2 separate regions of the Mus musculus genome follow, and region 1 is linked to region 2. The links are chromatin loops, found by intact Hi-C in ENCODE. Cell type or tissue: gastrocnemius. All regions are shown on one strand. Each heading gives the region's core, and the rest is flanking DNA. Links, peaks and the distances in the headings are about the cores only.

The links. Peaks named below come from ENCODE experiments on the same cell type or tissue, not always from the same donor. Only the 100,000 strongest peaks of a DNase experiment are listed, where the experiment ranks them.
Region 1: a loop joins it to region 2, with 14 times the contacts of the local background. A loop is called at or near these places in 18 of 42 quality-filtered maps.

The regions. Positions count from the first base shown.
Region 1 is chr10:118,362,626-118,377,829 of GRCm38, forward strand. No RefSeq gene overlaps it. Among named protein-coding and RNA genes, the nearest start is that of Ifng, 71 kb to the right of the region's middle. In gastrocnemius, for the core only: no CTCF peak of the experiment used is centred there; DNase peaks (open chromatin) are centred at 7,155 and 8,014.
Region 2 is chr10:118,150,835-118,166,038 of GRCm38, forward strand. Mdm1 (transformed mouse 3T3 cell double minute 1) reads left to right here. Exons shown (of 14, transcript NM_148922.3): 5 at 1-122; 6 at 1,168-1,262; 7 at 1,341-1,440; 8 at 6,361-6,536; 9 at 7,468-7,770; 10 at 8,613-8,722; 11 at 8,826-8,935; 12 at 13,367-13,613. Among named protein-coding and RNA genes, the nearest start is that of Mdm1, 17 kb to the left of the region's middle. In gastrocnemius, for the core only: CTCF peaks have their summits at 4,423 (motif pointing right) and 5,321 (motif pointing right); DNase peaks (open chromatin) are centred at 5,683 and 10,514.

The sequences.
Region 1 (15,204 bases), core at 3,677-11,676, 210 kb after region 2:
AATTTCTTTCTTTATTCCTTCCTTGACCAAGGTATCACTGAGAAGAGTGTTGTTCATTTTCCATGTGAATGTTGGCTTTCTGTTATGTTATTGAAGATCAGCCTTAGTCCATGGTGGCCTGAGATTTCAATATTTTTGTATCTGTTGAGGCCTTTTTTATGACCAATTTTATGGTCAATTTTGGAGAAGGTCCCGTGAGGTGTTGAGAAGAAGGTATATCCTTTTGTTTTAGGATAAAATGTTCTGTAGATATCTGTTAAGTCCATTTGTTTCATAACTTCTGTTAGTTTCACTGTGTCCCTGTTTAGTTTCTGTTTCCACGATCTGTCCATTGATGAAAGTGGTGTGCTGAAGTCTCCCACTATTATTGTGTGAGGTGTAATGTGTGCTTTGAGCTTTACTAAAGTGTCTTTAATGAATGTGGCTGCCCTTGTATTTGGAGCATAGATATTCAGAATGGAGAGTTCCTCTTGGAAGATTTTACTTTTGAGTATGAAGTGTCCCTCCTTGTCTTTTTTGATAACTTTGGGTTGGAAGTCGATTTTATTCGATATTAGTATGGCTACTCCAGCTTGTTTCTTCAGACCATTTGCTTGTAAGCAGCAGAATGTTGGGTTCTGTTTTTGTAGCCAGTCTGTTAGTCTATGTCTTTTTATTGGGGAATTGAGTCCATTGATATTAAGAGATATTAAGGAAAAGTAATTGTTGCTTCCTTTTATTTTTGTTGTTAGAGTTGGCATTCTGTTCTTGTGGCTGTCTTCTTGGTTTGTTGAGGGATTACTTTCTTGCTTTTTCTAGGGCGTGATTTCCATCCTTGTATTGCTTCTTTTCTGTTATTATCCTTTGAAGGGCTGGATTCGTGGAAAGATAATGTGTGAATTTGGTTTTGTCGTGGAAAACTTTGGTTTCTCCATCTATGGTAATTGAGAGTTTGGCTGGGTATAGTAACCTGGGCTGGCATTTGTGTTCTCTTAAGGTCTGTTTAACGTCTGCCCAGGCTTTTCTGGCTTTCATAGTCTCTGGTGAAAAGTCTGGTGTAATTCTGATAAGCCTGCCTTTATATGTTACTTGACTTTTTTCCCTTACTGCTTTTAATATTCTATCTTTATTTAGTGCATTTGTTGTTCTGATTATTATGTGTGGGGAGGAATTTCTTTTCTGGTCCAGTCTATTTGGAGTTCTGTAGGCTTCTTGTATGTTCATGGGCATCTCTTTCTTTAGGTTTGGGAAGTTTTCTTCTATAATTTTGTTGAAGATATTTGCTGGCCCTTTAAGGTGAAAATCTTCATTCTCATCTACTCCTATTATCTGTAGGTTTGGTCTTCTCATTGTGTCCTGGATTTCCTGGATGTTTTGAGTTAAGATCTTTTTGCATTTTGTATTTTCTTTGATTGTTGTGCCAATGTTCTCTATGGAATCTTCTGCACCTGAGATTCTCTCTTCCATCTCTTGTATTCTGTTGCTGATGCTTGCATCTGTAGTTCCAGATTTCTTTCCAAGGTTTTCTATCTCCAGCGTTGCCTCACTTTGGGTTTTCATTATAGTGTCTACTTCCCTTTTTAGGTCTTGGATGGTTTTATTCAATTCCATCACCTGTTTGGTCATGTTTTCTTGCAATACTTTAAGGGAATTTTGCGCTTCCTCTTTAATGTCTTCTACCTGTTTAGCAGTGTTCTCCTGTATTTCTTTAAGTATGTTATTAAAGTCCTTCTTGATGTCCTCTACCATCATCATGAGATATGCTTTTAAATCCGGGTCTAGTTTTTCGGGTGTGTTGAGGTGCCCAGGACTGGGTGGGGTGGGAGTGTTGCATTCTGATGATGGTGAGTGGTCTTGGTTTCTGTTAGTAAGATTCTTACCTTTGCCTTTCGCCATCTGGTAATCTCTAGAGTTAGTTGTTGTAGTTGTCTCTGGTTAGATCCTGTTCCTCAGGTGTTTGCTAGCCTCTATCAACAGACCTGGGAGACTAGCTTTCTCCTAAGTTTGAGTGCTCAGAGTACTCTCTGCAGGTAGGTTCTCCTCTTGCAGGGAAGGTGCCCAGATATCTGGTGTTCCAACCTGCTTCCTGGCAGAAGTTGTAATCCACTCACAGAGGTCTTAAGATCCCGAGGAGGGTCCTGTGTATACCTTACGGGTGTCCGCAGACTTCACGCCCCAGGTACCCCGATGCTGGCCGGACCGGAAGGGACTTGTGCCCCTGCTCAGGCCGGGTTTTCTGCTTTCCTAACTAATGCAGTCTCAGGTCCCACGTGATTGGATCGGAGCAGACACTGTGTTCCACTCACCACACATCTTAAGTTCCCGTGGTGGGTGTTGTGGGTAGCTGGCAGGTGTCAGCCGACTCTGTGCCCTAGCTACCCCGGTGCTGGTCAGACCTGAAGGGACTGAGTAATATATCTTTGATACCATCTTTAAAGCAATTAATTCAAACTTCCACTAACTCCTGTTATACCATCTATCTTTTGTGCTCTCTACCGGAGCCACACATTTATTTAATACCTATTATAATATCTGTTATGCTTTCTACCCAGAGCCACAGACTTCTATTAATACCTGTTCATAGCAGGCTATTATCATTGCTCTCTACTTGGAGTCAGTGACTAATATTCCCTATCTGGTTCCGAACTGCAGGTGAAATTTTCCATCTTTAAGTATTACACCTGCTTATAAAAGGCAGCTTGTTAAACCAGGATTTAAACCCAAAATTTCTGTGAAGCCCACGTTAGAATATGAGTATCCTGTAAGACTTATTAGAGCAATCTATCTTTATACCATTGTTAAGTATCAAAAGGTTATATTTCTCTCTTTATAGAAATGAATTACCCGGTCCAGAGCCCTTTGTAACTTTGTCTCTCAATTCTTTATTGACAGGGAGAATATGAGTGTAAAAAGACCCCAATTGTCTGTGTCCCTGTTTGGAGGTAGAGGCAGGGTGGGGAGCAAAGGATACGGGGAAGCAAACACAGAAAGGCTCTCTTGGGCATAGATGTCTCTCTGCTGGTCTCTGTAGGCCCCTCAAATCCAGTCAGCTTCAAATCCATACTGCTTGGTCACTGCCCAAGCCCCATTCAGGGGTTGGGGAAGGAGTGGGGGCGTGGAGGGGGCAGGGTGGGGGCAGTGAATTTTATCTCAGGTTAGTTGAATTCAAATCAATACGTTGGTCGCCATTTTGTTGCAGTAAATCTCTCCCAACCTAATTATGCCCAGCAATGAAAACATAACACAATTAATATGAATACATGTTGTACACCTAGATTGGGCAGATCTACCATTACACTACTGTCTTCCCCATCTATGAGACCCTTTAGATCTTGCAGTTTCTCTAGGCTATGTGCTTCTGCTCTGCTTTCTTCTTCCTTTTTCTCTGTATCCTCTTCCATTTTCTCCTACTCCTCTCTCCCACCTTCCCTTTTATCTGCCCAATTATCAGCTCTCCTTTATTTTACAAATTAAGGTGGGAAGCAGGTTTGCAGGAAATCTCCTGAGTGCTGACTCATTCCTTGTTTGCAGCCCCCCACAGGAGAACGGAATTAGCATCAACTATGATTAGCCCCAGGGCTATCCACAACAGAGCTGTAGTTCTCATGGCAATCTGTTTTAGTTTCTCTTATTTCTTTTCTTATTTACATGTTCCTGGTAGCCTAGGCCAAGAGCTTAAGCGATAATAATGGGTGTTTTAGTCAGGGTTCTTATTCCTGAACAAACATCATGACCAAGAAACAAGTTGGGGAGGAAAGGGTTTATTCAGCTTACACTTCCATACAGCTGTTCATCACCAAAGGAAGCCAGGACTGGAACTCAAGCAGGTCAGAAAGCAGGAGCTGCTGCAGAGGCCATGGAGGGATGTTCTTTTCTGGCTTGCCTCCCCTGGCTTGCTCAGCCTGCTCTCTTATAGAACCAAGACTACCAGCCCAGAGATGGCACCACCAAAAAGGGACCTTTCCCCTTTGATCACTAATTGAGAAAGTGCCTTATAGTTGGATCTCATGGAGGCATTTTCTCAACTGAAGTTCCTTTCTCTGTGATAACTCCAGCTGTGTCAAGTTCACACAAAACTAGCCAGTACAATTGACCCCTTGTCAACTTGACACACAAACATATCACTAGTAAGCCTCAACCCTTACATTCTTATTCATCCCCAAGGTCTAAATAACTTTAAATGTCCCACAGTCTTTACATATTCTTAAAATTTCAATCTCTTTAAAATGTCCATCTCTTTTAAAATCCAAAATCTTTTTACAATTAAAAGTCTCTTAACTGTGGGTTCCACTAAAATAGTTTCTTCTTTCAAGAGGGAAAATATCAGGGCACAGTCACAATCAAAAGCAAAAATCAATCTCCAACCATCCAATGTCTGGGATCCAACTCACGATCTTCTGGGCTCCTCCAAGGGCTTGGATCACTTCTCCAGCCATGCCCTTTGTAGCACACGCGTCATCCTCTAGGCTCCAGATGCCTGTACTCCACTGCTGCTGCTGCTCTTAGTGGTCATCTCATGGTACTGGCATCTCCAAAACACTGCATGACCCCTTCAGTCCTGGGCCGTCAATTGCAACTGAGGCTGCACCTTCACCAATGGCCTTCCATGGCCTCTCACAGTGCTGAGCCTCAGCTGCTCTGTGTGACCCCCTCATGCCTTCAAAACCAGTACCACCTAGGTGACCCTTACACATTACCAAGTCCCACTGCAGCAGGAGTATACCCTTGGCTATCTCTGAAACACAGCCTCTTTGTGCTTTCAAAAAACACTTCCCAGAAGATGTCACCTCAATGATGCTGGTCTCTTCTTAATCACTAATTTCTTAGCTCCAGCTAACCAGCATCAATGGTCCTAGTAATGCAAAGTTTTTGTTTTAGTAGTTCTGGTATCTTGTTAATCACAGCTGATTCTTCAGCCCCAGCTAACCAGAACCACAAAATCTTCACAATCAAAATAGCAATAGCCCTAAAAAAAAATCTTCCCTCTGAAATTTCACAAGCCAGACCTCCATCTTCAGCACTGTTCTCAACATTATCTTCCAAGCTCCTACACAATATTCGACAGAGCTCTTAACACCGAATGGATCTTCTGTCCCAAAGTTCCAAAGTCTTTCCACAGTGCTTCCCAAAACTTGGTCAGGTTATCACAGGAATACCCCACTATGCTGGTACCAATTTGTGTCTTAGTCAGGGTTTCTATTCATGCACAAACATCATGACCAAGAAACAACCTGGGGAGGAAAGGGTTTATTTGGCTTACACTTCCATATTGCTGTTCATCACCAAGGAAGTCAGGACTGGAACTCAAGCAGGTCAGAAAGCAGGAGCTGCTGCAGAGGCCATGGAGGGATGTTCTTTACTGGCTTGCTTCCCCTGGCTTGCTCAGCCTGCTCTCTTATAGAACCAAGACTACCAGCCCAGAGATGGCACCACCCACAAGGGACCTTTCCCCCTTGATCACTAATTGAGAAAATGCCTTACAGCTGGATCTCATGGAGGCATTTTCTCAACTGAAGTTCCTTTCTCTGTGATAACTCCAGTTGTGTCAAGTTGACACACCAAACCAGCCAGTACAATGTGTAAGAAACCATCCCTTGAGATGGGGTCACTAACATGACCTTATCCCTGGGAAACCAACACTTTATAAATCATTTGTAAAGTTATATAATAGCATTATGAGAGATAAAAACTTTCTCCATAATAAAATTTCATATGGCTACATGTGTGTCATCAGAGGTGGGCCTTTATGGTAAAGGAATCCTTAAATAAAAAATTAAAATAGTTTAAATTTACTCATTTAAGATTTACAAAAAAATCAGGTGTTAGATGTTAAACAGTAATTGACCATAAAGCTTTATTAACCTGCTCTTGGAAATATGCCACTAGCCTTGGATGACAGTTCCCACTGCATCCATCCTTTTAGAATTGTTATATTTTGACTTATATAAATGATGTTCCCTGTTCTGTTTGTGATTCACTGAATACATAGTTTCAGAGTTGTAATGCTTGGATGATTTTTGTGCTTTACTGTGCCAAATGATTTTTGTTGGTATTTGTGATTGTCTCACTGGATATAGTTTCTAAGAGATGTAATGTTTGCTTTTTTTAATGTATAAAATCCCCTGCTTGAGAGCTGCAAAATACACTCAGATTCAAACTGCCTCTGTGTTTGTTATTGTTTGTTACCACCGAATCCTTACCCACCTAGCTTCAAGAACCCTCGTCACAGGGACCCCCATACCCGACTAGGGTGGTCTGTGGAGAGGGAGAGGAAGAGGAGGAAGGAGGAGGAGGGAGGTGGGAGGGAGAGGGAGGGACGAGGAGGCAGGAGGAGGGAGATGGGAAGGAGGGGGAGGGAGAAGGAGGGAGAGGGGGAGGTGGAGGGAGGACATCAGTGCTGGGATTACTGTGTGGCCACACTCACCTTAGGATCACCTTTTACTTATATATGTCTTGTCCTAGGTTTTCTATTGCTCTGATGGAACACCCTGACCCAAAAGCAAGTTAGGGAGGAAAGGGTTTATTCAGCTTATACTTTCAGTTCATTGTCCATCATTGGAGGAAGTCAGGGCAGGAACCTGGCGGCAGGGTCTGATGAAGAGGCCATGGAGGGTGCTGCTTATTGGCTTGCTTCCCCTGGCATACTCAGCCTGCTTTCTTATAGAACCCAGGGCCACCAGCCCAGGAATGGCCTCACCCACAATAGGCTGGGCCTTCCCCTATTAGTCACAAATTAAGAAAATGCCTTACAGCCGGATCTTATGGAGATATTTTCTCAACTGAGGGTTCTTTCTCTTTAATGACTCTAGCTTGTGTCAAGTTGACACACAGAACCAGCCAGTGTGTGTATCTAGCATTTATAATTAACTATATAACAAGGAGGGTGTGTCTTATTTCATACCTAGATGATCTGATGCCTCTATCTGGTTATTGTCACATTGAACAATAAAGAATGGAGGACAAGAGTGTCGGAGTTCTGATTAAAACATCCACAGGGATAAGGGCTTGGTGGTGGGAGAGGGACACAAAGCCAGGATCTGTGCTCCAACAATGCTGTGTCAGCCTTTACCCTTCGGCTGGAGTGAGTGCGCAGCCACAGCCTGGGAGCCGCCCTTGTCACGTGCTCAGGACCTATACGCTGGCAGTGATGCTGGGTTTTTTTTCTGTGTGGCCCTGACTGTCCTGGAACTAGATCTGTAGACCAGGCTGGCCTCGAACTCCGAAACCCCCAGGCCTCTGGCTACTGAGTGCTGAGATAAAGACTTTCGCCAGCACCACCCAGCATAGGATGTCCATTCTTATGGTCTAAAATGCTCACGATAAGAATTCCAAGGCTTAGTGCCCAGGTGCTTCCGAGTGGGTGTTTGGATCGTAAAGAAATTTCAGCAAATTAACATACTTACCTCTTCTTAGCTTGTGTTTAATTTTCACGTTTGGTAGAGAGACTTGGACTGCGGTCTCTCTCCCCTGCACAAATTCTTGTTTTTTGTTTTTTTGTTTTTTGTTTTTTTTATCAAGGTGGGATAAGTAATAAGGAAAACTACAAACTAATGCCTCTCTGTGGAACATAGAGGAGAGGAGGCTCTGGGTTAGCTCCCTTGCCTGAAAGGACGGAAAGTTTATCACTTAAATTTGGCTTATTCCGTATTTATCCTATACAGCCACATTCTTACGACTTCTTACATATAAGTTAATCATTATACGAATGTACGTTTCACTGATCACCAGTTTATTATGGGATTGCCATTCCCAACAAGAGAAATTTATGTCACCCAGAAATCCAAAGAGAAGGAAGAATTTAACATGGAGGGGAAGAGGTGAGCCCTGTGGAGGACCCTTGGAGAGTTGCCAGAAAGATAGCTGCTCTGGGTCGTTTAAAATGGGAATTTGGAACATGTCCTCAATATTTTCTTCTCATGCAGGAATCTTCAGTTTCTGTTCCGATGCATCTCCTCTGTCAGTTTTGGAGCTTTTGTTGGTCTAGCTCCACCCACAAGGTGGGGCAGTGGTATGCTGAATAGTGTTGCAGTTTAGTGGCTTGCGCCCTCTTGTGGCCACATACTAGCATAGCACCGACCAATCTCCTTCCACCTCAAGCCTGCTTCGGTAAATTTGTTCCACAAACCATGGCCAGCGCTCTGGTATAAAGCAATTTCCCCGGGAAGTAGAACGTCACAGCATCGGACTGATATTTGTATTGCCTCCTCAGGCATTGCGGTGGAAAATTAGACTCTGGCTACCTGTTTAATTTCCCTCTGATCATAAGTTTATATTATTTGACAGAAAACTTGGTAGCAGTTAAACATAAATTTTATTGAGCATTTTCTGTACAAGAAATTCTTATTTTTATTCGGGTCAGAGAGTATCAGAGAGATTTTATAAGACATAGAATGTGGCATTAATTTAATGTTTCCTTGATAAAAACAGCTACATAGGGGTAAAACAAACAGTATATGCTGTATACTCTACACACGATATGTTTATAAACAGTATAGAAACAGCAAATATATAGAAACATTATTCTTTCTGCATTTGTCCTTGTTGGCTCTACCACTAGGTTTGTTGTAGGAAACATGAGGAAAATGTAGAATTTGTCCTTTGAGGTGTGTGTGAGTGTGAGTGTGTGTGTATGTGTGTGTGTGTGTTCATAGGGCTGTAGGGAAAGAAGGAGGCGGCAACTTAACTTCATAGACACTTGTCACATAAGGAAGAGTTAACGCGCACAGGCAGGAGTCTTAGCAAAGTTCTGTGGTTTGGAGTAGGTGTGAAAAATTCCGGACAAAACAGGTAAGATACCGAGAACCCCTCTCCCCTGGCCAGGATTTCCGTCAGCACAGGTCGTTCTCCAGCGTGCCATATAGCTAAGGGTAGATGTGAACTGACCCTGTCGCTCTTACCTCCTGGGTGCCGGGATTCCCAGCACACACCATTCCGCTCCGTCTGAGTTCCAAAGATCCTTCATGCATATTGAAGAACCTGGCAGAATCTTCTTTCCACGACCAAGAAGCGGGGACAATAAATGGGCTGCACTCTGTCTAGGATTCTAGGACCACAGTAGGGCGGTGTTACCGTCAGCAGATAGGGCTGCGTCCACACTGCTGCCCAGCCTGTCCTGTTCTCAACACTTAACGTAGGTAACAGAAAAGAACCATACAGACCGGTTCCTTAACCTGTACGCTTCACTCTTGAAGCCATGTCAACACCAAACATTTGGCCTTCTGCTCTGCCCCGGTCCAAAAAACCTTGTCAAGAACCAATATCCCAACAGATGCTGCAAGCCAGTGGGATTTTATTTTGACTCCATGCTTTGAAGCTAATAGGAAGAATTGATGTTTTTATTTTTACACTTTCGTATGGATAAGGGCATTTTCATAAAACGTCAGTGTATGCTGAGGCTATCCGCTCATGGCTCCTCCCTTGCCTCTTTGCATCCCTCCCTCCTCCTCTGGGTTCCGCTAGGTAGCATTATGTCTATATTTTTATAGACATTTTTCTAGCGTATGCGATTTTAAATATTTTTTGACCATGTTGAGTTTTTATTGCCATCGACAGTTTGTCATGGGGACCAGAATGGATCAAAACGGATGACTTAATAAAGATGAAAATACATTTTAATTTATTATTTTATTTTCAATTCAGACGATGATATCAGCATATCGTGTCCTTGACATTTTATTCTAGAATGAAATAAAAGCCCATACAGACTTTGAAGCAGTGAGGAACTTTTACCTAAAGCAAACCAGTAGAAAAGATCAGAATCTGCTGTAGGGACGGCAGGCCACGTGACTGAAGATCTTCAGGGGCCTTGATTATCTTTTGGGGTTTCTCTTTATGGCATCGAAGAGGAGTTTGGTTGCTAGGGGACAGAGCGAGGGTGGCGCTTTGTTTTGACTGATAGATTAGGTCATGTGATCAGTTTTTTACTACATATGTTCTTTCCCATAATGCATCTGATTTTAATTATATACGTGGACACAAGGCTGTCAATAGGGGAGTCTCCCTAAAGGTTAGCCTGAGGACAGTTGTGCCTTATTTTGTGGGCATCCAAAGCCAGTTCAGACTCCCATCACCCTTTCTATCCTTCCTATTTGAATAAAGAGGGAATTCATTTGAATAAAAACCACTCAGAGAGGGACAGACAGGTATTCTGTGGCCGGCTGGCAGCTGAGTAGTCTTGCAGTTGCTAGGTGTGTTGTCCAGAGAGGAATATATATGAACAGTGCATAGGGGTAAGGGAGTTAGCCTGGCAAATACATTGTTACAAAGTGAAGTGGAAATTTCTGGTTTCTTTGGAAAGTCAGTTGTGTCAGATGGTGTTTTGCTGGGGCAGACATGTGAAGGAGTGTTTTCCTGAAGCGGATACAGAAGAGAGGATGTTCTGCTAAAGCAAGCATGTGAAAGGATGGGTGATGAAGGATTCGTTGCTAAGGAGACACGCGCGCGCGCACACACACACACAGACACACACAGACACACACAGACACACACACACTGGTTCGCCTTACATTGCATTCTTGAGGTCCATTTGTCAGGACTCCATAGAGAAAAACATACTGAAAAACTTCTTGTAAGGTTCCTGCGGCTTCTTGCCGCTTCTGTGGAATCAGGTGATTGGCAGAGTGATGTCAGCTGAGACAGACTTGTGTGCTGAGACAAGACCCGTGGAGGGCACATGATATTTGGAGGGAGAATGAGTAGGACTCAAAGAACAGTGACAGAGCCTTGCCTAGCTAACTTTACAATGCTTCTTGGTCTGGAGTCTTTGCTGATCTTTGCTTCATTGAGAGATGCATGACAAAGAAGAAAGGGCGGTGGCCTTTGCTGTTGGGTTAAGTACATCTCCGTGCAGTCCTAGCTGTCCTGGAACTCACTCTGTAGACCAGGCTGGCCTCGAACTCAGAAATCCGCCTGCCTCTGCCTCCCAAGTGCTGGGATTAAAGGTGTGCGCCATTAGCTCTAGTTGTAACTTTAAAAACATTTTCATGGGGGCTGGAGAGATAGCTCAGCGGTTAAGAGCACCGATGCTCTTCCAGAGGTCCTGAGTTCAATGCCCAACAACCACATGGTGGCTCACAACCATCTGTAATGGGATCTGATGCCCTTTTCTGGTGTGTATGAAGACAGTTACAGTGTACTCATATACATAAAATAAATAAGTAAAAATTTTTTTCACATCTTTATTTCTTTTTTCCCCCCTCTTTTAATTGTATCAGCTATGGGCTCCTCTCATGCGGTATTCCCTCCATTAGCTCTGAGAGTGTAGCAGGTTTTCACTCATTGTATGTAGAAATAATGTTGTTAGGGACATATACAAATGAGTGTCACATCTCCTCAACTAAAATTTACCTTCGTTATTTTAATGTTATTTTTTTCCTCTATATCCTACTTTTTTTTAAAGATCTATTTATTTATTATATGTGAGTACACTGTAGCTGTCCTCAGATACTCCAGAAGAGGGCATCAGATTTCGTTACGGATGGTTGTGAGCCACCATGTGGTTGTTGGGATTTGAACTCGGGACCTTTGGAAGAGCAGTCGGTGCTCTTAACCACTGAGCCATCTTGCCAGCCCTATATCCTACTTTTGATACTAATAGATTCACTCCAGCTTTTAAGAAACTCACAATCAGTATGACACATCTGTTTTCATCTATGGTTGAAGCTGGGTTCTCTTAGGCAGCATCTGTTTAAACTGTGTTTTCTAAGATATTGCCTTGACATCCTCTCCAGCACTGTGGTTAAGCCATTCACATCTGAAATGAAAGAGGAAGGGGATACGTGCTATGTTGAGGTCAAGGATGAACTTCAAGAATCACTTTTTTTCCGTGTGGGTTCTGGGGCTTGAACTCAGGTCTTAGGCTCATACGGCAAGCACTCTTACCTTCTGAGCCATCTCATGGCCCCAGACTACTCTCGTCTAAAGGGTTTACTAATGGAGTTTAATTTAAACGTACCAGTCTGCTCTCTATTCTTACATATGCTTCCTGTTCTCTTTTTATATCCCTCTTTCTTCATCTTCATGATAAATCAAAGAAAAAAGATTCCATTTTATCATCTTCATTGACTTGCATTGAATCATTTTGCCAATCTGAGACCAGGCGTTCTAGCTCATCATTTAACATTTTTGTTTTTCATGATTAGATGTGTAGATTTATTATTTTTAAATTTTAATTATTTTTTTGAGACACAGTTTCTTTGTGTAGTCCTGTCATCCTGAAACTCTCTCTGTGTAGACCTGGCTGGCCTTAAACTCAGAAATTCACCTGTCTCTGCCTCCCAAGTGCTAGAATGGTGCATGCCACCATTGCCCAAATAGATACCCAGTTTTATACAGAAACAGGTTTGATTTCATTGGCTGGAACACTTCACAGGCAGCGTTCTATATTTTCATATTTTCACTGAGGGATAAACATACGGCCTTCCCTTTTATGATGTTAGCAGCTCCTGATAATCATTGTCTAAGTCCATGAATTCATAAGGCATTGTAAAACAATGATTTTCAAAATTCCATTACCTCCTTTTTATTCGTAGCTCGGGATAATTCTTTGAAGCAAACCCATCTACCGCTAGGGTTAACTTTCTTTGTAAGTGTTCTAAGATTGGGGGCTTCTTGAGATTGGTTTATTTTAATTTTTAATTTTTATTTTACATGCATTGGTGTTTTGTCTGCCTGGGGGTGTCAGGAGTCCTGTGGGACTGGAGTTATAGTTTGTGAGCTACCATGCAGGTGCTGGAACCCAAGTCTTTTGGAAGGGCAACCAGTGCTCTTAACCACTGAGCTATCTCTACAGCCCCAACTCCAGGCTCCTTAAACCACAACTAAAGCACTGTCATTCTTATAATAGTCCTAAGATTTGGAACCCCAGAGTCACTACATTTGAACATTGTCTCATTGTTATTGGGAATATTTTAAGCAATCTGCAGCACACATCCTTTAGGGGGTGTCTGAATTTTACTCCCCTTTTCCCCCTTTTCTTGGACATTTCAAGTGTTTTCCCCTTTCCATGTCTCCCCTTCAGAAACCCCCTATTCTGTCTCCTCTTCCCCTGCCTCTATGAAGGTACTTCCCTACCCATCCACCCACTCCTACCTTCCCACTCTGGCATTCCCCTACACTAGGGCACCGAACCCCCTCAGGCCCAAGGGCCGTTCCTCCTACTGATGTCCAACAAGGCCATCCTCTGCCACATATGTGGCCAGTGCCATGGGTCCCTCCATGTGTATTCTTTGGTTGGTGGTTCAGCCCCCGGGAGCTCCAGGGGTTTCTGGCCTGTTGACACTGTTGCTCCCCTCATGGGGCTGCAAACCCCCTCAGCTTCTTCAGTCCCTTCTCCAACTCCATCAGGTTTCATTTCTAATGGCTGACAAACTCAACTTAAGGGAAAAAGGGTATATTTAACTCACAGCGATAGGTGACATATGTCATCATTGTAGGGAGGTCGAGGCAGGAGCTTGAAGCAGCTAGATGTATTACACTTGAAAGAGAACTGAATTCGTGCAAGTTTGCCTGTGTCAGCCCACTTTCTCCCATCCTGTCCACCTCTGCCTACAGGATGGTGCCACCCTCCGAGGGCAGAGCTTTTCATCTCAATTAATGTAATCAAGAAAATCCCCTACAGATACTGCCCGATGCCAGCGTAATCTAGTCAGTCACTCCTTAGGACTTTCTTCCCAGGTGATTCCAGATTGGCTCAAGTTGACAATGAAACTAACCATCCCAGAAAGGCAGAGACCAGAGGATTACTGAAGATTTGATGCCAGGCAAGGCTATCAAGTTAGATCCTGTCTCAAAAAAAAAAAAGGTTTTAAATTAAAATCAGAGTACAATAATGTATATGAATGAAAAGGTCAAAATAAGACATGATTTAGTATGCCAACTGAAAAGGTTAAAAAAAAAAAAGCAAAATATATTTTGTAACAGGCGGCCAGTCTTCGGTCAGCCCTAGATCTCAGCACAGCTGACTCATGACAGAAGAACCACTTGGTATGCAGACAGCAGAGTCCATAGTTCTTGGGAAGGCTCTAAATGTTCTAACCTTGCCGTTGGCTTTTGGAGTCTTGCTTCTGGCTGTTTTTATTAATTGAACGTGTCAACCCAGGATATGGTCACCTGGAAAAAGGCTTAGGGCTATTCTGGGATCCTGAACACACAGCGTAGTGTCTAGGTAATAAAGACTTCATCCTGTGTTTGGGTGGTCTTCTCTTATGGATTCCTGATAAGTGAGATAAGAGCTACTAGGATTAATTAGCTGGATACTATCTTTATTCAAATAAATTATGTGTAATATAAACTTAGTAATATTCTTTCTCTCTCTTCCTCTCTCCCATCTCTCTCTCTTAAACAGAGTCTCACCTTATAATTTTGGCTGGCTTGGAACTCACTCTGTAGATCAGGCTGGCCTCAAGGGCACAGATACCTGCCTGCCTCTGCCTCTTGTGTGCTGAGACTAAAGGTATACACCACCACTCTGGCTCAACTTCTTCATTTTAATAATCTCTAATCATAGCCCTTGAAAGTTGGCTTGTGTATATATGAGACTGCTTGTTTAATTACATTATTTATTTGTATGTAGGAGGACACACACTGACATTCTTGGTCATTGGAAGTCAGTTCCTTCCTTCCACCGTGGATTGAACTCAGGCACAGGCTTGATGGCAAGGGCCCTTACCTGTTGACCCAACTCAGTGGCTCACCTCATCCGCCCTGCAGGGTATGGTTGAAGGATTCTTACAAAGCATAAATACACTCAGCCTCAGGTGCCTCCTTGGGGACCTAGGATAATTTTGCCTAATTGCCACTGATCAAAGCTGAGACAGAAGAAAAAAATTCCATGATTTTTCAACATTTCCTCATTTGCTTTAATTAAATTTTGAGAGCCCAAGGACTAACTGGTAATTAGAGAGGTGCATTCCCTATATTCCTGTTTATAATTGCATTAAAAAATCTGCCATCTTAGCAAATGGGATCACCGTGTCTCTGCCTCCCAAGGGCAATTGGTGAGTGATTCGGATCATCAGTTGCAATTAGCTTATCAGAGTGTAAAACGCCACCCACCATTTTGCTTTGCCATTTTGCTTTCTTGCAGTGGCTTCAACTGTTAAGGCAGGAAGCAGGCATGGGACCTACTATGCATCGTTTTTAACTAATAGTGAAACCCCCATTCTATGCCTTCAATAATGATAGTAACCTCAAGTTAGGGCTATTGGAAAAAATAAGTAAATAGCA
Region 2 (15,204 bases), core at 4,366-12,365:
CATTCACCCACGAGACTGAATACAAGCGAAATTTCAAGGGTTTAACTCCAGTGAAGGAACCAAAGTCAAGAGAGTATTTGAAAGGAAACAGCAGTCTGGAGATGCTGACTCCAGTAAAGAAGGTACCCACCCACCAGCTCTGACCTCCTGCCCGAGGTCTCAGCCTCTGCATGCCTGCCTTCGTCTCCGCCTGAGGCTCTCTCTCTTCTAGCATTGATTCATTTGTTCAGTAGATGCCAGGTGGTCGTTGACTCCTTCCGTGGAGTCAGGTCCTGTGTAGACTGAGAGGACAGGATGCAGACATGCCAAGGCTCAGCAGCGCTTAGGCTGCTGGGAGACAGATACATAGATAACTAAAATTGATGCAGCATGACCGTACCTAGCAGTGCAGCAGGTAAGTCCCCCAAGTCCAACGTCAGACGACTGAGCTTACAGTAGTGTGAGCCGCAGGGCAGCAGGAGGATGGAGACGTGCATTCTAAGTAGTAGCCATTAAACAGAGCACACACTTATCTTAAGGGAAAATTTCTACTATGCTAAATTATAGTTAGTATAATTCATATCATTTACTTCAGTGAAAATAAGCCCCTGAGTTTGTGTGTGAATTTACAGGTATTCTGAGTTATGACATTAGGCTAGAGTCATCGCAGAGTGTAGAAAATGTATGACTAAAAGTGAAATTATGTACCTGTGTGTGTGTGTGTGTGTATGCATGTGTATGCACACATAACACATGCATGTACACACAGCACACACATACAGTTTTTTATTGACCTATGACATTCTTGAAGGGGAGTCTTATTTTGTATAGCAATGTGCTAATTAGCTAAGCTTCAATAACTGCAACCCTTGAATATAAATTTAAGGGCTAATTCAAAATCTCTGTTCAATATGTGGTAGCATTGTTTAATATTTTGATGGTATTTGTTAATTTTTAAATTCATCTTTAAAAAAACCCCATAAAATCAGGGATCTAAACTCCTTGGCTTCAAAACTTGTTGATTTGGGTTTGTTTGTTTGTTTGTTTGTTTGCTTTAGTAGCTAAACATCTAGAAGCAAAAATGTAGTAGAGTTTCTAGGCCTACCTTTATAACATGTATGTTTTTACTTGAATGTCTGACATCTCTAAGCATAAACACTCAAATTATTTCCATTTCAATACAATAAGGCAGATGAGCCTTTAGACTTAGAAGTAGACATGGCGTCGGAAGACTCAGACCAGTCTGTAAAGAAGCCTGCTTCATGGAGACACCAAAGGCTTGGGTACGTAGCTCACCAGGAAACGGTCATGTCTGGGTGGTCAGCTTGCTAAAATACTTACTTGCGTTCTGTCTCTCTTAGAAAAGTGAATTCTGAATATAGAGCAAAGTTCCTGAGCCCAGCCCAGTATTTCTATAAAGCTGGAGCTTGGACCCGGGTGAAGGAGAACCTGTCAAACCAGGTGAGTCTGATCGCACACGCTCTTCCGGCCGAGCCAGCCACTGCACCATGAGTTTCACTCACAGTGTGAGGATGGATGGTCCAATAGTAGCACCGCAAATCCCACCATCTTAAAATCGTAGTTGTCACCTTACCGGTGTGTGTACTGTTTTTATAGCAGTGACCCCGTGGAGATTGACATTGGTTATTAAAGTCATTTTTTTAAAGCCATGAAGTATCTGATAGTTCTAATGAGTTCAGTTTGCAGGATGATAGCCTTCTTGGTTGGGTCCTCATGCCATCCAGACCTCAGACTTTGAACTGAAGGTTCTCTCTATCAATAATGAATGTTCCAGGAAGATTGCTACAGTGTGCACCCCTGCATCATGTAGGAAAGGGGTGTGTGCAGCTTGAGGTTCAAGTTCTACTCTTGGGGTGTCCTGATGTAGCAGAGAAGCTGGGGCTCTGAAGATTGGGCAGAGGAGAGGACAGTTATAGCCTCCTGCTGAGAAGCGGGGCTTCTAGTCAAAGGATAAATGGTAGAAAGTCTATATTACTGTATAATTCGTGTCTTAAAACTGTTATCTGGACACTTTTCAGCCCTTCTCATGTGCACAAGCTAAATTAAACCGTTTTTGGGGTTGGATTGTATAATAACAGATATTCTTTTCTGTCTATCTTTCCAAAGAGGGTAGATTGGGTCTGGTCTTTGTGAGCTGCTGGTTCCGTGAGACAAGTAGCCTTGCTACACCCTCCTCAGCGCTCTGCCTCAAGGGGCTCTCTGACTTTTCTCACTGCAGCCACACCCTTCTCAGCGCTCTGTTTCAGGGGGCTTCCAGACTTTTCCACTGCAGCTACTCTCAGAACTGTCTACCCAAGCCTCACCCAGACTGTGCGGGACAGGAGCAGCTAGCCCAGCCCAGGCTGCGCAGGACAGGAGCAGCTAGCCCAGCCCAGACTGCACAGGACAGGAGCAGCTAGCCCAGCCCAGGCTGCACAGGGCAGGAGCAGCTAGCCCAGCCCAGGCTGCACAGGACAGGAGCAGCTAGCCCAGCCCAGGCTGCACAGGACAGGAGCAGCTAGCCCAGCCCAGACTGCACAGGACAGGAGCAGCTAGCCCAGCCCAGGCTGCACAGGACAGGAGCAGCTCCTGGTCATCTGGGCATTTGTCCATTCACTCTGGTAAAATCAAGTAAAAAGTTTGAGTTTCACAAGCAGCCATAATGGAAAAAGGACTGAATCCCCTAGGCTCTTGCACAGTTGAGTAATATTCTAGGCCTTGGCAAAGAGATTATTTCTGGGGGATTGGGCAGGGCAGGAGAAAACGGGAACACTGAAGCATGTGGCTGAAGAGGGCCAGTGGACAGGTCTGAGAAAGCTGCGTTGGGAAGAGCCTTGGCTAGTGTACGGTCTCTTCAGACTGAGGTGAGTTGGTATTTAGGCCTCACCGTTTAGCCCAGGGAGGGCTGGAGATGTTGAAGTCAGGCGGAATGCTCTGTTGTCCCAGGGAGGAGGGTGCTGTGCTGTAATGTAGAGGCTGCGTTCTCAGTTTCACCCGATGTGATATCTCCATGCTGTAACCTTCTCATAGATGTATTAGTTGCTACTGGAAGTTTATAAATTAGGGTGAAATTTGCATTAGCCTTTTATCAAAAAACCAAAACTTAAGTTGGCAAAAGGAGGACATAGCAATTCTCAGAGAAGCCAGTGATCAGTTTTTTTTTTAAAGATTTATTTATTATTATATCTAAGTACACTGTAGCTGTCTTCAGACACTCCAGAAGAGGGCGTCAGATCTCATTACAGATGGTTGTGAGCCACCATGTGGTTGCTGGGATTTGAACTCAGGACCTTCGGAAGAACAGTCAGTGCTCTTTACCTCTGAGCCATCTCTCCAGCCCCAGTGATCAGTTATTAACCAAGTTATAAACATTTAATAGGGGCCATGTTTTGGCTAAATACTAGATTTTTTCCCCTGGACTACTGTTTGTGGTATATGGCTGATACTGAGTGACCTGAATATCAAGTATTCTGCCATCTTCTCCCTGCCCCCAGCATTTTTTGGCATGTGTTTTATGTATGTGTGGTGTGTGCAGTGTGCATACATGGCTGTGCACGTGGAGGCCACAGGTGGAGCTGCTTGCTAGCTTACTTTTTGTGACAGCATGTCTCACAGAACCCAGATCTCACTGATAGGCTGTGTGCCTGGCTACTGAGCCATGGCCTCCTTTACCTTCCAGTGCTGGAATTATGCAGGGGGTGAGAGGGCAAGCGCTGTCACCCACTGAGCCGTCTCTCCAGCCACAATCCTATCACTGACACACTCTCTGCTCATAGTTCAGATACTAACTTCATTTCCTTTTAAATTGTCTACATGCTACACTTTGGGAATCTGTTTTTAGCAAAGCTACTGGGTGTTCTGTCTTAAGTCCTGTGTACTTACTAGTGGAATAGACATCCTGTGTGAGCTGGTTTTGATTGTGGCTATGTATCCCACACCTGCATCATTTCAGTTACACACTGCTGCTTTATAATGGTCATATAAGACTGCCTTTAATAATGGAATCTGTTCTAAGTTAATTTGGTTTTTGAAAAGGGTCTAACCTTAGCCTCATAGCAGTCCTCCTGCCTCAGCCTCTCCCATGCAGGCTTAACAGGTGTGTGTCAGGATGGCTCGCTGGCATGTACGTCTTTTTGGCTTGGTTATTGATGTGACTCTTGAGGCCAGTTAGGACTTTGATTCTAGATAAAGTGCTGCATTTGAGATCCACCCTGTAACCTGACAGATGCTGTAAGGACCAGGTGTAAGATTTCGCCTCATTCATTCTTGCTGTTTTCTGAATTCGATTTTTCCGCACGTAAATTTTAAATGATTCAGTTCAAATTGGGAAAAAGAATTCAGTAATGAAAGCATTCTACTTATAGTGTTTAGATTGTGCGCGTGTGTTTGCATGTGTGTTCATGTGCCTGTGCCCATGGAGGCCAGAAGAGGGCATTGTATCCCTAGGAACTGGAGTTATAGCCAGCTGTAAGTCACTTAATGTGGGCGCTGAGAGCTGAACTGGTTCTGTGTAGGAGCAGCAAGTGCTTTTAGCCTCTGAGCCATCTCTCTCTCCTTGGCTTATAAAATATCCCATCATTGGGTGACGTTGTTGGGAATAATGCATTCTTATCCTTTATAGCAGTCCTGGTCACTGGCCCTAGGGGTCATTTCTGAAATCTACACTCAAATTCTCCCTCTTGCCAGTAGAGGACCTTACTTTGAGAGACAGTTTTTTATCTTTGTTTAGGATTATAGACACTTAAATATAAAACTGAGTGTTAGCATTTTTAGGAAGGATGGCTAATGAAGACTTGTAAAAGCATTGGAGTTCATAGGTCATTAATAAATAGAACTGAATAGGCATACAGAAAGTGCCTGCACTCTGTCCTTTCTAAATGGCTATGGGCTCTTCCCCCATTCTCAGTCTTTAAGCACACGGAGCTCCTGTGTGAACAGGACGCAGCCTCCTTGTCTGTCTTTCCACTGCTCAGCATGGAAGGCTGTGTTGATTGGAGCCCTTTGAACCGGCCCTTCAGTTCATGTCCTTGTTTGTCTGCTAGGACACAGGTTGTGGCAGTGCTGGGTGGCAGTTTACACACTGCTGCTGAAGAATGAGGCCCTGATGGAATACGTAAAACATCTCTCCCTGTGAAGGCCAAACTATTAACTAAAATAGTTGAGGGATAAAAGATTATACACAAGGGTAGGAACTCTGTTTTTTAAAATATAGTTATTAATAGCAACAAATGTGGCTAAATATAATAACATTTAAAGCAGAATTGTAACAAGTCAGCTTTTTTTTTTTTTTTTTTTTTGCACTGTATTGGTGCATTTAGAGAAACCAGCAGGTGGCAGTGTTATGTATAAAATAAAAAGGTTTCCAATGGTAGTTGGGTTCTTTTCATATAAAAGTACATGATTTGCAAATTAGAGAATTCAAAGTATTTTATAGTTCCTCATGATTTAAAAAAAATCTTTTTTGTTGACTATATCACTATTATTTGGAAGGTATTTATTTTCATTTATATAGTGTATTTTTGTTTGTTTTGTTTGTTCTTGTTTTTGTCTTTTTTTTTTTTAACTTGAGGTTTTGCTGACTTCAAGAGATTTGGAGAAAGAATCTCACAGTAGTTAGTGGGGTCTTGTGTAATAGGAGAGGCTGGCAGAGAGCTGGGGGATTAAGCTAGACTAGGAGTCACTGGCATGGAGCCACTCTTCTAGAGATGGAGAGCAAGGAATAGCAGTCAGTTACCTATCAGTAGCACCATCACAGCCAGAGATGGGGAGAGAGGGATGACAATCAATTACCTATCACCAGCACCACAGCCTCGCAAGAGCGTGGCTGGTCCTCGAGCAGTGCTAAGATGTCTTGGTTACTGAGTTCACGATTACTAAGGATACAAGAAATTTAATTGTATTGACAAGTTGGTATCTATTTAGAAGGAAGAATAATAAGGTTCAGTATCTCATTGATTCCCATTAATACTCATGTATGGCATTAACCTGTCATTAAGTGTGTCTCTGTATTCCTCCCCTAGGGTTCTCTAAATGCCATGTGGTATGCAGAGGTTGGTTGCTTTTGAGTTCTTAAAAACTATAATAATGCATAGAATACTTGTGTAATTTCAGTTGGAGTAAAAAAGTATTTGTCAAAATTGTTCTTAGCTACTACAAATGTCTCCTTGCCTAGTAGTTTGGAATAAATTAGCTGCATTATGCTTTTGCTTAATTGTTTTAATATCTGCTGAAACGCATAGTCTGATGAGTGTATGTGGCTGTTATTTTGCCTGCCTTTCTCATTGGACTGTGGCTGTATCCTGCTTTGGCTTTCTTATGTACTTGTCGGTGTTTATAAAAGATCCTTGGCAATAAAGGAAGGCACCTGAACTCTCTGCGTAGGTTAAGGAGCTCCGAGAAAAGGCCGAATCTTACAGGAAGCGAGTTCAGGGGACACATTTTTCTCGGGACCATCTGAACCAGATTATGTCGGACAGCAACTGCTGTTGGGACGTCTCCTCAGTCACAAGCTCGGAAGGCACCGTCAGTAGCAACATCCGAGCACTGGATCTTGCTGGGTGAGATGTTCTTTGTGGAAAGTGAGAAGGCTGTGTTATAGCTTGTGTGCATCATAGGATGATGTAGGAAAATGACCCAGCTAACTCACAATCTGCTGTTTAGCCAGATGGGTCTCTTATTTCATTATTTAAAACTTATTCTCTGTGGTAAATGTAGCTATATTATACTTGCTTTTTGTGTTTCTGTATGACTAATAAATAACTCTGGGCAGCTAACTTTTGTAATATTCTTTGTAACAACAGAACTAGATAAGATAGATGTAAAAGAACTTTAAGAAGTAATGAGCAGCCATAAAAACTTATGAAAATATAAGTGAGTGATATATATCCATTATCATTCATTAATGAATTTTGTGGCTCTTGTGGAACTGGGCCTCTAGATGTAGAGAATTCTCTGCTGTTTTAAATTTTAAACTGAGCACTATTTAACTATTTGTAAGGGAAATTATACATTGATTTGTAGCTAATAAAGTAGAGCATTCTCATATAGTCACATATACCTCATTCATTTATAAATTCTACTATGTGATCTTGCTTTAAAAGTTCACAAAATACTCTTTAATAATATTTTGGAAAGATGAATCTAAAACATAAAAATTTGAATCTGCGTACTTGTGCATGAATATGAGTTTAGTTATGACAAATTTGCCTCGTTGGAGTTAGTCCTTATCATTTTGAGGGTAACGTTTTACCCTTTTGTCACCAGAAGTGCAAGTGTAAGTGTGTGAAGTAGGTAACTATTACTTTTTGGAATATTTAGTGGACACTTGGGTAGAGCTTTCTCTTGCTCTATTGCACAATAACTTCACTACCCAGAGAAGGCCTTCAGTATGGAAACGAAGAGACAGGAAGTCTCACACTCGCTAACCCAGGATAAACTGAGACACTCAAATGCAGATTTGCAATAAATTTTTTTTTTTTTGAAATGCAGAGACCTTACAAACCACAGGACCCCCCAGAAACACCCTCCTACCAAACTAGAAGAAAGAAAAGTTGCCTCGGGAGAGCAGCCCCTGAAAAACTCCACCAGGAGACTGGAGATGCCAGAGCCTGCCGCCTCGGTCAGGAGGAAGCTGGCTTGGGATGCTGAGGAGAGCACGAAGGAAGACACCCAGGAGGAGCCCAGGGCGGAGGAGGACGGGAGAGAGGAGAGAGGACAGGACAAGCAGACCTGTGCGGTAGAGCTGGAGAAACCGGACACACAGACACCCAAGGCAGACAGACTGACAGAAGGGTGAGACCTAAGTTCCTCAGCGTATAGGACATTCTAGTACGTGACGGATGCGTATGTGCTGTCACTGGGTACACGGTTGCACCGGCAGCTCTGTGACTAGCAAGGAGCAGTGACATAGGTGCTGCCACATGGAGTGTGCTGGGATCACACAGAGTGCGATGGAGCACTGGAGCACTGTGCTCTGCGAGGGGCAGTCAGTTCTCACATGCGTCCTGTGCTGAGGATTCGCCAGATTTGTAGCGTGTCAGGTAGGATGACTTCACAGGGGAAGCTGGGATTCATGAATATCAGGTGCTTCTGTCAAGAAAGAAAGGCCACTCCCTTGTAATATTTTTAAAGTGGTTTCTGAAAATGGCCAACAAGGGCGGTTTCATGTGCAGACCGCTTTAGAGGAGTGGCTCTTTGCCTTTGTTGACAGTCCACTTTGTCTGTAGCCAAGCCCTTTGTTCGTTCATGGATGCAGGCGATGGGAACTCGTGCTGACTAACTGGACGCCGTCTTCCTTATGGATGGCTGGTGTACAGTGATCTCCCCTCCTTTCTAGGCTTGGCTTCGCTAACTCCTTATGGATTGAGAAGTTTTAAAAGGATTGTTTTTTAGTCGAGACTTCCCTATATAGCCAGAGCTGGCTTGGAACTCATGACTCTCCTGAGGCTGCGTCCTAAACACTGGGTCATAGGCTCCCTCCATGAGGGAGCCTGAATTTTTTTTTTCTTCAGAAACAAAACTAGACTTCTCTTAGATGGTTTATGTTTTCTTACTGTGCTACTTAACGGTAACGAGACAGTTTTGATTAAATTTTCTGGAAGAAAGGCTTCCTAATAAATTGTCTCACTTTCTAGGTCGGAGACATCTTCTGTTTCCTCAGGGAAGGGAGGCAGGCTTCCTACACCGAGGCTGAGAGAACTCGGTATCCAGCGGACGCACCATGATCTCACGACGCCAGCTGTTGGTAATGGACAAACCCTGCAACCTGTCATCCGCCCTTTTAGAATGTAGCTTAGTGTGACCGACACTTAGTGTGACCGACATGTGCTTTCCATGGGGTCTTCCAGGTGGCGCAGTCTTAGTGTCTCCATCTAAAGTGAAGCCACCAGGCCTCGAGCAGAGGAGGAGAGCGTCCTCCCAAGATGGCTTAGAAACTCTGAAGAAAGACATTACTAAGGTAGCTATTTGTATTTCAGAGGAAAACCTCGTCTTGCGTCTCCATCGTCTCGTGATAAATGACATGTAGGCTCAGACTTCAGAAGACCCCACCGGTTGCATGGAGGAGTATCCCTATTAGCTCTCAGTAAGGCAAGACCAAGGCACTGGGACTTCTTTGCTTATTTAGTTGCTCTTGCCATTGTGTTGCTGCTGATAAGCATTCACAGGTTCTTAGTGTGACTCGTCAGGAAGGAAGAACAATACAGTCTGTTGTCTGCTAGTTGTGTTCCAGCCACATTCCAGGCACTGTGTAGCACTGGAGATAAAAGCTAAGACCAGGACTCATCCAGCCATCAGCCTAGCAGGGGGCAAAGCCACGGTCATGATATTGGAGGTAAAACACATCAGGTAGGTGTCAGTGCCATGAGAAAAACAGGCAGGGGGTGAGCAGGAAGTGATCAGGGAGGTCCTTACCAGCAAGGGTGTGAATAGAATCTGGAAAAGATGCAGGACTGATCTGGGCATGGGAGATGGTGTTTTGGACAAAGAGAACAGAGATGCAGAGTCTCTGAGGTGAGAGGACCAGTCATGTGTTCTTGTGTCAGGAACAGAGACTTGTCTGGGTGATGGGTTTTGAGACGTAGTGCTGTGCTAAATTGTGTAGGGCTTCGTAGAGCATGGGAACAGCACACATGTTTTTCCCAGTGAGACGGGAGGCTCGGAAGGGCAGAGCAGTGACTTGATTTGGCTCATATATACACACACATATGCACACACATATGCATATATATACATGTTTGCACACACACATACACACACACACACACACTATTAAACAGGTATTCGAAGACTTGGGCAATCCAGGGAATAAATATTTATGGAGAATGGGTGGAGACACATCTGGGTCCGAGGATTTAGTATTAGGGAAGTGAGAAGTAACCAGAAGGAGGAGAATATCAGTGACGTAGTGAGAGTCAGCAGTGACGTCAGAGAGAAAGGAGCATCAAGAGGCTGCACTATAACTTGGTGGTGGAATGTGTATGTCTACTGTGCATGGGGCCCTGGGTTCAATCCTCAGTACTGCCAGCTAAAATAGATAATAGATGATAGATAGATAGATAGATAGATAGATAGATAGATAGATAGATAGATAGATAGATAGAATCTCCATTCTGGAGAAGGCTCAATTACTAAGAGTGCTTGCTGCTCTTTCAGAGGACCAGACTTTGGCTCCTAGCACCCAAGTGAAATGGCTAACTCCAGCCCCTGGGGATCTAGTGCCCTCTTCTGGCCTCTGGTATTATTTCCATAAATGGCATTCATAAGTACACACACACACACACACACACACACACACACACACGAAAAGTGAGTGTTGGTGCTAAGTCAGTAGGGATGAGACTTTGTCAGAATCTTGTAAAAGCTAAGCATGCAAGAGATTGAAGAGAAAAGACAGGCTGAGTCAGGGACACCTCTGTGGGTTTGCTTGTTTGTAATTGGTAGTGGTAGGAGTTGATCCTATGGTGGTGGGTGTGGTTGGCAAATGCTGCACAATTGGCTGCATTCCCAGCCTCCAGATACAAGTCATTCAAGATCTCTGTCCAAGAAAGGAAGCAAAGAGCAGTGGGTGTCTGGTGAGACTGACGTGCGCCATCTGTAGTGTGTGGTGTTTGCTACCCCACCTTAACTTAAGCTCTGAGAATGGGCTGCACTGCCAGCCCCTGCCCAGGCTCCCTTAGATCTGAGGATGAAACACACACACACCCCACATTGTTCAAAGCCAACCTGTCTTATTGGCTTAATTGCTGGGCACTTGTAATCTACTGCAGCTAGTGTGCCCTTCCCAATATTCTTAGTGCAATACCCTAAATCCACCCTCAGCTTCAGTTGCTCAGTTACTTTTAGTCCCAGCTCAACACCCTAATCTCCCACCTAGAGGAGCAGCCTAAGGTCGCTCCCGGAAAGATCTCACGTGGCCGCTCACCTTTTCCTCGCCCAACACACTGTAAAAGTTCCTCACCTCCCCTGTAGGGACCTGGAAGTCCCACTTCCTTCCTTCCTCCCTCCCAGCAGTCCCTGCACTTCAGTTCTCTGAGGGGCTCCCAACACCATCCGAATGACACCCATCTGAGACATCCTTACTGATAGATCAAGACCCAATTCTGTTTTAACATCAGACCCACCCCCTACAAGTGCTCATCTGTTGATGAAGGTAATCGTACAGAAAAGTTTCACACACATGCTGTGTATTTCTATCATACTTAGTCCTCATTGCCCTCTCCTGCTCACCTCCTACTCGCCTCCTTCCTCCAGCTAATGTCCTTTCCAGTCTGCCCTTCCTTCTCTCTCCTTTCCTCCTCCTTACCCCTGTTGTTTTGGTGAGGCCCCACAGTGTTCTATTAGGGTTTGAGTAGAGTTTGTACAGGAGCCCTGCTGCCTACCAGTCATGCTTACTGAACTAAAATGTCTCTCCCTTCCCAGAGTCCATGACTGCTTACACATCCCCCACAGCTACCACAGTGTACTTGTGAGTCCCCAAGGGAGAGTGCTGAGTGTGTGTGTGTGTAAGAGAGAGAGAGAGACAGAGAGACAGAGAGAGACAGAGAGAGAGAGAGAGAGGAGAAAGAAGAGGAGGAGGAGGAAAAGGAGAAAGTGTGTGGGTGGATCTACAGGGAAGAGTGGGAGGAAATAAGACTGGAAAGGTGGGTAGGGTGAGGAGTTTGTGTGTTGTCCTGATGTCGTTGGCAGCCCCTCGGAGATCTGAAGTGCAAAAGCCAGTGTGTTTGACTCAGAGAAAATCAAGTCACTGCTGCTCATGAAACTCTTTCTTCAAGGAGCGTTGGAAGAGTGTGCCAGCAAAGGCTTGAGGTTCGGAGCTAGACCAGTCAGTTTGCTTAAGCCTGAGGATCCCTTCAGTTAAAATGTTTGTCTTATTCAGCTCCTTTTAACAGGAGTGAAACCAAGATGGCAGAGTGTCCAAGCCATATGGGAAGAAAAACAAAGCGCTTTTCAGTGTGACTTGTAACTTATTAAGTGTAAAGGAGAAAGAGGAAGCAAATGGGAGATTTCTGTTCTTTTCCTGGACCTTACATTCTCTTGGGAGGAAGCCCTCAGCTCAGCTCTTTGGTCACAGAGCCTTCTTGTGTTTGGAAACTGTCAATGTCATATCCATGGGCTCAGATGAGGACTCTATAGGAGTCCAAGCAATGACTAAGACTGTTGTGCCTGTGTGTGACTTTGCTACGTTGCCACCTATCAAAAAATACCATTGGCCAGGCAGTGGTGGTTCATGGCTTTAATCCCAGCACTTGGGAGGCAGAGGCAGAGGCAGGTGGTTCTCTGAGTTTCGAGGCCAGCCTGGTCTACGGAGCTTGTTCCAGCATAGCCAGGGCTACACAGAGAAACCCTGTTTCAACATCCCCAGCCCCACCCCTCCATCCAACAAAGGAGAAAGGAGTTTAGTCATGGGGGCTCAGGGTCAAGCTGCATTGTTGCTGTGGAAAGTTGAAAATATGGACGAGAGAGAAAGGACTGTTCTCCCATAGACGCTGTGGCGAGGGTCGCTGTGGGCTCCTGAGGGTCTTGTGGCAGTGTGGACATAAGTGGTAGTCTACAGGCAAGGCTTCACAATCGGTTTTCCCCTCTTGCTTCTTGTATGCTAGCTCTGTTTGAGCTCGTGTACATCGTTCTCTGTTGGCTTGATTCTTACTGCGCTCGCAGTGCACACACTTTTGCATCCTTAGGCATCACTCACTCTCATGGCAGAATGGATGCTAGCTATCGTTCAGAAGTTTTAAACCAGACGCTATTGTTCAAATACAATTTTCAGATTTGTGTCATTTCATTTTTATTTGAACAATCTAAAGCTACATTTTGGTTCATTCAGTGTTATCATCTCATCTAAGCGTTCCCAAGTATTAACACAGTTCAAGTAGACACAGTTGCAGAGTTGTGAAGCGTAGGCTGTGGTTTGCTGGACTTTGAAAGACCGGAAGGACCCTGTCTTTCTTCTTCTTTGTCATATCTGCATATTATATTCAATTTAGTTAATTTCTACAGTCTGGTAAGTGAACATTACTACTTCAGTGCTTTTATTCTGTGGTTTAAAAGGCTAGTGAGGTAGACTGTCACTCCATTTATATCCATCTGAATCACTTCCATATGCCCCTTTCTGCTTCGTAATGAGACCTACTGCTATTGCTCTAGGGGTCTCTGTTAGTGTAATCATAACTCTGTTGATGTCTCCGCATACATTGTCATTCAGTGCACTGTTAATGTACATTTTACTGTCCTAAAATGTACACAGGGCTGTTCTCTGTCGGTGGTTAAGCCGTCTCTCCAGGGACACTGTCTCTTCCCCCACACCTTCTGTGACGTGTGACTGGTTACATCTGAATGTTGATCCGTTCTTTACTTTTGGACACACGTGTGCGTCTTTTTTGTCATCCAGAAAGGAAAACCCCGTCCCATGTCTCTGTTGACTTCTCCGGCTGCTGGCATGAAGACAGTTGATCCCCTGCCTCTGCGAGAAGACTGTGAAGCCAATGTGCTCAGATTTGCTGATACTCTTCCTGTTTCGAAAATTTTGGACCGTCAGCCCAGCACCCCTGGGCAGCTGCCTCCATGTGCCCCGCCTTACTGTCATCCGTCCAGCAGGATCCAGGGCCGTCTGCGAGACCCTGAGTTTCAGCACAACAGTAAGTATTTGGTTTTCATTTCTTATCTCTTAAAAAGAAAAGTATTATACTGATAGATCCGTGCTATAAGAGGAACCACTTGCTGGCAAGCTCTGTTAGGTGTTTTTCTTTTTCTCTTTTCTTTTGTCTTTTTCATTTATAATAGACTCCCCTTCCTTCCCCCTCTCCCTCCCTCTCTCCCCTCTTTCTCCTTTATTTTTAATTTCCGTGCTGGGTTTCTGTGAGTGGAGCAGATTTCACTGGACTGTGCTGCTGCGCCCAGGTTCACAGTTCACTCCATGCAGTGAAAGGCACATCCGGGTCTTACCAAGGGACGCAGGAGGCTGGCCGGGTGTTGTGGGAAACAGTAAAGAAGAACCACCGAGCCCCCCTGCGCTCCCTCCAGCTTCTCTTGCCCTCCAACGCTCTGCAGGACCAGAGTTCCCTTCCCTGCCCGCCAGCCCCACACAGCAACCGTCCATCCCGCAGTCAGATGCCACAGCACCCAGCAACCCGGTTAGAAACAAAACTCTAGACGCTTATAATTAACAAGTCAGATTTATAGATCAATAAATTCTCAGTTCACAAGATGCCCACACAGTAATTTCAGAACCAAGTGATAATGGTATAAGCTGCCCACCTAGATTAGAAGGTTATCCCAATTGCTCTATCCTTTATGATGTCATATCCACCTGTGGCTGTTTAAAGCCATGCTGGCTCAGGATCTTCTTCCTGTCCATGCTCCATCTTGCTTTTCCTCTCTTAAGCCGCTGCTCTGTCCCTGCAACTCTTAGCACCGCCTCCCTTTTCCCTGTCCAATCACAGGCCTCCTGCTGCACTAATATTTTAATGTAATTGGACAGGGAAAATCCTGTCACAGCCAGGTGCCAGTGGTGCTTCTTTTTCAGGCAGGACAACAAAAACTGCCCCTGGACATTGCCTGGTGTTGCTCGGATGTGGAATTCAAGATTTGCACATTCGAGGAAATTCTGGTTTCCTTAGGTTTTGTTAGACATTGCTCTGCTGTTTGGTGTCTCCCTCTGTCACAGCTGGGAATTCTCCGGCAGCTTTTGCCCTGTCACTTTTGTATGTGGTGGCTGCTCTCTGATGGCTTTGGGATTGTCTTTATGATCATGCAAACGTTACTGCCACTTTACAGTGCTGCTTCTTGGAAGTGGGTGTCTCCCCACTCATTCTGCTGGTGCCCCGTGGGCCTTTCCACCAGATCAGCTCCTCTCTGACTCTGACGCTTTCTTGAGCAGTAATTTCAGAAGCTTGTAGTTGTTGCACTCCTGGGCGAGGCAGTTACCCAGCTGGGCAAACTCGGAGAAGATGATGTGTTCTAGCCAGTGCATAGAGAGCTTTCCAGAGTTCCCTGCTTCATCTTACCGTCACTACAGCTCCAGAGGAGACTGAGCGATCTCCAACACCCCTTAGCCCCCAACCCACACCCCCATCACCTGGGGCCAGACACAGGGTGCTGCTTCTCAGTTTCTCCACTCTGCTGGCATAAGACTTATGCCCCTCAGGTGTTCCGTGTTTCTCTCCCCCTCTTGCTTTCCATTCTCCAGCTTGGTTACTCTTTCCTAGGCTTTTGTTTCCTTTGTTCTGT